Linked DNA regions of Homo sapiens: region 1 is linked to region 2. Evidence: read pairs that join two places in POLR2A ChIA-PET (ENCODE). Cell type or tissue: MCF 10A. All regions are shown on one strand.

The links. ChIA-PET counts read pairs that join two places held together with the same protein. Peaks named below come from ENCODE experiments on the same cell type or tissue, not always from the same donor. Only the 100,000 strongest peaks of a DNase experiment are listed, where the experiment ranks them.
Region 1: POLR2A ChIA-PET joins it to region 2 with 5 read pairs; 2 of 35 experiments call an interaction of 5 or more read pairs at or near these places.

What each region holds. Positions count from the first base shown.
Region 1 is chr6:73,853,407-73,857,406 of GRCh38, reverse strand. No RefSeq gene overlaps it. Among named protein-coding and RNA genes, the nearest start is that of CD109, 160 kb to the right of the region's middle. In MCF 10A, a CTCF peak has its summit at 2,208 (motif pointing left); a DNase peak (open chromatin) is centred at 2,206.
Region 2 is chr6:73,927,550-73,931,549 of GRCh38, reverse strand. No RefSeq gene overlaps it. Among named protein-coding and RNA genes, the nearest start is that of CD109, 230 kb to the right of the region's middle. In MCF 10A, no CTCF peak of the experiment used is centred here; a DNase peak (open chromatin) is centred at 1,949.

The sequences.
Region 1 (4,000 bases), 74 kb after region 2:
CTGTGTACTGGATAAAGGAAGAGGGTAGTGATCTGGCACACTGGCAACCTGGCACAACATATCTTTCCCAAAGAAGCAGTAAAAGGAGTTACACCTAGACACACACAAACACACACACACACACTCCTCTGAAGCACTCACTTTGTCATGCTTTCAAATGCAGGCACAGGAGAATCCTTCTATTTCAGCCCTTCAACCAATAGGCCACAAAGTTCGGGGTCCCAGAGTCCTTGAAATAACCCCACTTTCAACACAGGGCCTGCAGACAATGCAATTAACACCTAATATTGCTCAGCACTGTCTTGAAGTAAAGAACCTGTAGAAACCTCTTTTCACTGGTCTCTGTCTCTTGTACCTTGACACTTCTGTATCATTGCAGAGTAAGATCTAGCCAAGAAAGTGAAAACATCCCAATCTGGGGAAATGTGAAAACAACTTGGATGCAGGAAACCTGTTTTAGCCCCTGCCCCAACTTTAACCTTGTAACGTTGGGAACATTACTCGGCCTCTCTGAACCTGTTTCTGGTTTCCTCACCTGAAAACAGCTGGGTGAGAGAGTCAGTTCTAAATTGATAATAAACAGATAAGTCCCCTACTTGGCCTTCTCCTTCTACCTAATCACTGATAGATTTGAAAGAACTCTGTCAAGGGGGAAGCTTAGAGTGCAGCTCTCTGTAGCATTTTATGGGAAAAGAAATACCAACTGTCCCCTCTTTGCACGGGTCCTACTCTGAGTGGAATCCCCATCACCCTTTAAGGTGGCAATGAACAAACAAAAGCTCTCATGAGAAAGGAGGGCTAGGCCCTGTGACTCTAGCTTTTTAACCCTGACATTCAAATTTCTGCTTTCAACATCTCATCTATTAAAGCTACCACTTCTACACTGGCCTCACCTGGAGGCATGGCTCTGCCATTACAATTTTAACTTCCTTAAATTCCATTCAGTATAGCTGAAATAGGTCCAAAACATTTAGAAATCACTAACATCTAAGGGAAAACAGAATAAGGAAAAAAAATGGGCAACTAAATAATCTGGTTTAGGTGGTGTAGTTCACCCATCTTCACCCTTCTCCCTGTTTCCCAGCCTGTCTGTATGGCAGAGGCATCTTAAACCCCTCCTTCCTGAGAGCATCCTCGGGTGTATCTAAACATCCCTGCCCAAAGTCAAGACAGCAATACCCAGAGAAAGGCAAGAGCTCCCTCTCCCACCTCCTGGTTTCCAGTTTTCTTTCTGAAGACCCACAACTTCCCCAGATGATGGCCCCAGGAATTACTGTCTCCTTTAGGGAGATGAAACTCCCACCCCAGGACCTTCCCTCTCTCACCAGGACAAGTGTATCACAAACAAGTATTCAATTGAAGGAAGGGAAAAAGAGGATGGCTGGGCCTTATGGAGGTAAGCTTCCTTCATTATGGTATCAAATCCAGTAATGCACTTTCCTGTTAGAGAATTTCTAGACAGTCCTCCCAAACGAGAAGCGTTTCCTGGATTATCATAAAACGTGTCTATATAGAAAAGCTAGTTCACAATGAAAAAGAACATGTGGAAGGTGAGTGCTGTACAATGAAGATAGGCTTTGAGAAGCCCTCCAGGCAACCAAACCTCCACTAACAAGTCCATTTTGCTGTTTTTTCTGTTATGTTTATTCTTCTCCAGCTATGACTATAAAAGAGGACGCACTGGGGAGAAACATACTTCAAGTACAAAGCAAAAGTAGGTGGAAAAAGATAGTAATAAATACGTGTTCTATGATTAATCAGGATTCTTGATTCCATTAGGAGATTAAAATTCCACAAATTCTAGGTCAAACTTTACTTGCCATAACTTATTCCCTAACCAAAACAGGCTAGAGAAATGACAGTAGAATCTGGCAATAGTACCTCTTTCTAAACTGTCCAAAGGTTAATGATCTCTTCAGTTTTGAAAATCAGGATTTACTTTTATAAAGTCAAAAAGAAACTCCCACTCTGTACGTGGTTTTTTTTTTTACTCTAAGAATAACAAATTATTATGCATAAATTACATGCCAAAAATAAGAATGCATCCTAAAAAGTATGTGGTAACAGAAGTAAGCAGATTATTGTAATAACCTTATCACCTGTTTTCCCAGAAAAGAGAAAAAGCCCTCCGATCTCATTTCATTCTTAGTATTCAACAGGAACATTAAAATTAGGCAACAATTTGGGGGAGGTACTTTCTTCCCTCTAATCCTCTTCTGCCCCCTAGTGGTCGCATATTTTTATGTCATACAAGATAATTTCCATTTTGAATATCTGGTTGTTATATTTCCACCATTAGAGTAACTCTATTGTATTTTACCCCTGTCATAAACCTTAAAACCAATTTAATAAACACATCTGACTACTCAATAAAACTTCACGATTATTTTAGTACTTACATATTGTGTATTAACTTACAACAGCTTTATCTAAAATATTTTCCCTGGAAAAAGCCCAGAGATATTCTGGGTGAAATGACATTCATGTGGTGGGCTAAAGGTTCAGAAAGCATGGAATATCATATCCTTTTAGAATTCAAAATATACATTGTTATATTAAAGATAAATCCTACAGCAATGACATTTTTTGTGATTTCCTAAACTTTGCCATTAAATACTTTTTTTTCACGTTAGACCTGCTAGCATCCTATAAAATACCATTTGGGGAAGTGTTGGTATCTAAGCATTATTCTCAACCCTATTGTTTTCTCCTGAGAATGGCTGAGGATTTCATTCTTTGTGACTCTTCTTCCTTTGTCATGCCTATTATGCCCCAATATATCAACTTCAATTATTTTATTTGAACACTATATCAGGTTGGCAAAGTAATATACACTCCATAGCTAAAACTCCAGCAGGGTATCAAAACCAAATCCTTGAAATGCTGCTCAGCAGTAAAAGGAAATGAACATTGATACACACGACAGCTTGGATGATCTTAAGTGCATTTTGCTCAATGGAAAAAAAATCATCAAAGCTTACATACTGTATGATTTCATTTGTATAACATTCTCAAAATTACCATTATCAAGACAGAGAATAGATAAGTAGTTACTAGGGATTAAGGAAGGATAGGGAGGGGATGACCCTAAGCAGCATGAAGAAGTCCCTTTGTGATGAGTAAACAAATCTGTGTCTTAACTATAAATGGTAGTTACATAAATCTGTACCTGTGATGAAAATGTCCTAAAATTATACAAAAAAACATGTAAAAATAAATGCTTGTAAAAAGAACTTGAAGCCAAGTAAGGTCTGTAGTCCAGTTAACTGTTTCCTGCTAATCAATGTTCTGCCTTCAATAATGCACCATAGTTAGATAAGATGTCACTGTTGGGGGACACTGGATGACAGGCATACAGGACCTCTGTGTACTATTGTACAACTTTTTGTGAGTCTATAATTATTTCAAAATTAAAAATTTTTTAAAGTAAAATTCTATGGCCCACACCAATGTTCACAGTATGAATTCCTTTGGATTTTTCTGAATTCCTCAATAATGTTTAAATTCCTCTAAATTACAAAAGAAGAAAAATAGGAGTAGAGTGTTATATAAGAATAATTAGTTAATACGTCATTATTCTGTGCGTTGGCAGATTACTCACAGGTCCTGACTATCTACTGGTTCTCCTCACTGGGATGAAATGAGATGAAATAAGCTTCACTCAAATGAATCCTTGATAAACACAGACACACACACACACACATTTTCACTTTCTCAGTCTTTCTTCATCTCAATAAGTGCCTTTCTCCTATCCCCTAGTTACTAAGGCCAGACATTTTTTCTTTTTCTGGGCTCTTCATATTTAGAGGTAAGGCCAGACTTTTTGAATCTTCTCTTTTCCTCACTTCCTACATCCCATCTATTCCCAAGTCTTACTGATAATACCTCCAAAATACCTCAAGTCTGCACATAAAGAATATACAAAAGGAAATGAGAATTCAAAGGAAACAGAAAATGCATCTGACAAATGGGAGAGTGTGCGAACATAGAAGGCAAAGGA
Region 2 (4,000 bases):
CAATAAACGTGAAAAAAATGCTTAATGTCACTAACCATCAGAGCTATGCAAATCAAAACTATAATGAGATACCATCTCACACCAGTCAGAATGACTATTATCAAAAAGTCCAACATTAGAAATTGGCAAGGTTGTGGAAAAAAGGGAACGCTTATACACTATTGGTGGGGATGCAAATTAGTTTAGCCCCTGTGGAAAGCACTTTAAAGATTTTGCAAAGAACTAAAAATAGAATTACCGTTTGACCCAGCAATCCCATTACTGGGTATATACCCAAAGGAAAATAAATTGTTCTACCAAAAAGACCCCTGCACTTGTATGTTCATCATAGCACTAGTCACAACAGCAAAGACATGGAATTAACCCAGGTGTCCATCAATGGTGGATGGAATAAAGAAAATGTGGTATATATACACCATGGAATACTACACAGCCATAAAAAAGAATGAAATCATGTCCTTTGCAGCAATATGGATGCAGCTGCAGGCCATTATTCTACACAAATTGACACAAAAACAGAAAATCAAAACCACATGTTTTCACTTATAAGTGGGAGCCAAACATTGACTACACACAGACACAAAGATAAGAGCAATAAACACTGAGGATCCCAAAAGGAGGAAAAGACAGGGGGAGGCAAGAGTTGAAAAACTACCTGTTGGGTACTACACTCACTACTTGGGCAAAGGAATCATTAGAAGCCTATACTTCAGCATCACACAATATACTTTTGTAACAAACCTGCACATTTACCCCCAAATCTAAATTTAAAAAAAAAACAATTTTATAAACAATAAAACCCTATAATTTTCAAAAAAAAAAATAGAAGAAGAAGAAGATACACAACTGGTACTAGCCTTCTGGAGGTCCATTAAGTAAAAATGCAACCATTTAGCTCTGCAGCACTGCTTCAAAATGTGCAACAAAGTACTCCCAAATTCATAGAAAACTGCAACAACAAAAATTAAAAGAACCTTTATAGAAAGCTGCAATAGTGAAAAGAAACCCTTGAGGGGAAATGGATTTTTTGAGTTAGATTTTGGCCGGAACTCTCCTTTCAAAAGTAATGAATCTTTCTTCAGCAACCAAAGTCTAATAAAGCCAGTGTGGGGTAACTATAATATAACATATAAATCTATATATAGAGATTTATATAAATAGTGAGTTATATATAACCATAATATAAATATAAATCCACAATAATAGCCACAATTTATTAAGCCCTGCTTTCAGATCAGATGTTTTATAGTAATTATTTTGAATCCTCACAACTCTACATAGTAGGTACTATCTTCCTCATTTCACATAACAAAAGAAAGACTCTAGCAGATTATATGCCTAGTCCAAAGTCAAACAGTTAGACAATTATAGAGCAGAAATTTGAACCCAGTTCTTCTAAGTTCAAAACCCATTCACTTTTGACTATACTACACTGTTCCTAAAGGACTTAAAAGGCTAAAATAGATTGCTGAAAGTGGCGATCCACCTAGGGATGACATTCTGATTTCTGCTGGAGAAGCCAAAAATAACCAGAGGGTTAGAAGTTGCTTGAGACCAGCATTATTCACTTTGTATCCCACCTATTTGGTTTGTCCAGTCACCACAACTAACTAGTGACATCAGCAAGATGGCAGACTAGAAGCCCCTAGCACTCATCCCCTCACAAAATAACTGAAGGAGAGCATCACAGTGCATCAGAGAAGTAACAGAAGTCTTGGTGAGCACAGAAACTCAGGATGGCTACACAGAGAATCAGAGGAAATGTCGGGACACCACCATCCCATCCCCCAACTGAGATAAGCTAGAAACCTGTAGGAACTTCTTTCCAAGGTAAGGCAATAAGCAAGTGGATAACAGCAACCCCCGACAACGCCTTGGACACCTACATACCTCAACACTGGAGTCACTTGCAATCTTTACAGCCACTGGCACTAAGCCCAGCTGAGTGAGCTGGCTAGAGTCCACATAGCCATGTTCCCTCCAGAAAAGATGCCAACACTGTGCCCTACCCTCTGTGGCCCACATGGCTATTGCACAAAGCATCTTGGAAGTGGAACTACAGCTGGACTGTGTCTTGCTCTGGAGACAAGTAGCCATGCCTCTCCTTCATCCTGAGGCTAAGCCACCACCAAACCACCCCAGTCAAATGGCCTGACATCCCCAAGCTGAGCTGTCAGCATCTGTTATACTCTTTCCCATGTGGCCAACCAGAGGTTGCCACCTACTTCTCCCCTAATCCCCTTGGGCCAGAGCTGAAGCACCACCCTGCATCCTGAGCAAACAGTACCTTGGAAACTCAGAGCAATCACACCTCTCAGGTGCCTAAATGGAAGCAATGCCCTGCCTCTCAAGAAATAGTGCCTGGTCACCCAGAGTAGTCATGCACCATAGTACCTAAGCCAAAGCTCCAACCTGCATCCCAGGGATAAAGTGCCTGGGCCACCCAGAGTAGTCATGACACCCAGGCCTGAGCCATACTGACAAATGGCACCCTGCAGAATCCGTGCACTGGCTGAGCTGAGCAGCTGAACATCCTAGAGCTGGTTTGACATTGTATCCTCTATCCAAGGGAAACACCACTGGCTGAGCTGAGACACCCCTTGTTGGGTGTGTATATATTTAGGATAGTTAGGTCTTCTTGTTGAATTCAACCCTTTACCACTATCTAATGTCCTTCTTTATCTTTTTGATCATTGTTGGTTTAAAGTCTGTTTTGTCTGAAATTAGAATAGCAACCCTACTTTTTTCCGTTTTTCATTTGCTTGGTAGATTTCCTTCATCCCTTTACTTTGAGTCCATTGGTGTCATTGCATGTGAGATGTGGCTCTTGCACACAGCATATCATTGGGTCTTCCTTCTTTTTTCAATTTGCCACCCTATAACTTTTAATTGGGGCATTTAGCTACTTTACATTTAAGGTTAGTATTGATATGTGTAGATTTGATTCTGTCATCTTGTTGTTATCTGGTTATTATGCAGACTTGTTTGTGTGGTTGCTTTGTAGTGTCACTGGTCTATGTATTTAAGTGTGGTTTTTTAGTGGCCAGTAATGGTTTTTCTTTTCAATATTTAGCACCTCCTTCAGGACCTCTTATAAGGCAGGTCTGGTGGTAACAAATTCTCTTAGCATTCGCTTGTCTGAAAAAGGATCTTATTTCTCCTTCACTTATAAAGTTTAGTTTGGTTATATGTGAAATTCTTGGTTGGAATTCCTTTTCTTTAAGAATGCTGGATATGAGCCCCCAGACTCTTCTAGCTTGTAGGAGTTTTGCTGGAAGGTCTACTGTTAGCCTAATGGAGTTCTCTTTGTAGGTGACCTAACCCTTCTCTCTGGCTGCTCTTAATATCTTTTCTTTCATTTTGACCTCAAAAAAATTGATAACTATGTGTTTTGTGATTGGTCTTCTGTGTGGTATTTCACAGGGGTTCTCTGCAGTTCCTGAATTTGACTGTTGGGCTTACTAACAAGGCTGGGGAAATTTTCATGGATGATATCCTAAAATACGTTTTCCAAGGTGCTTGCTTTCTCTCCCTCTCTTTCAGGGATGCCAATGTGTCATAGATTTGGTCACTTTACAAAATCCTATATTTCTCAGAGGTTATGTTTATCCTCCTTTTGTTGCTTTTCCTTTATTTTTGTCTGAGTTATTTCAGAGATCCAGTCTTCAAGCTCTGGGGTTCTTTTCTCAACTTGGTTGATTCTGCTGTTAATACTTGCAATTGTATTCTGAAATATTAATACTTGTAGTGAATTTATCAGCTCAATCAGATAAGTTTGGTTCTTTCTTATAAGGCCATTTTACCTTTCATCTCCTGTATCATTTTATTGTATTCCTTTGAATCCTTCCATTGGGATTCAACTTTCTCCTAAATTTCAATGACCTTTATTCCTATCTACATTCTGCATTCTATTTCTGTCATTTCAGCCATGTCAGCCTGGTTAAGAACTGCTGCTGGGGAACTAGTGCAGTCATTTCAGATAAGAAGACTCTGGCTTTTT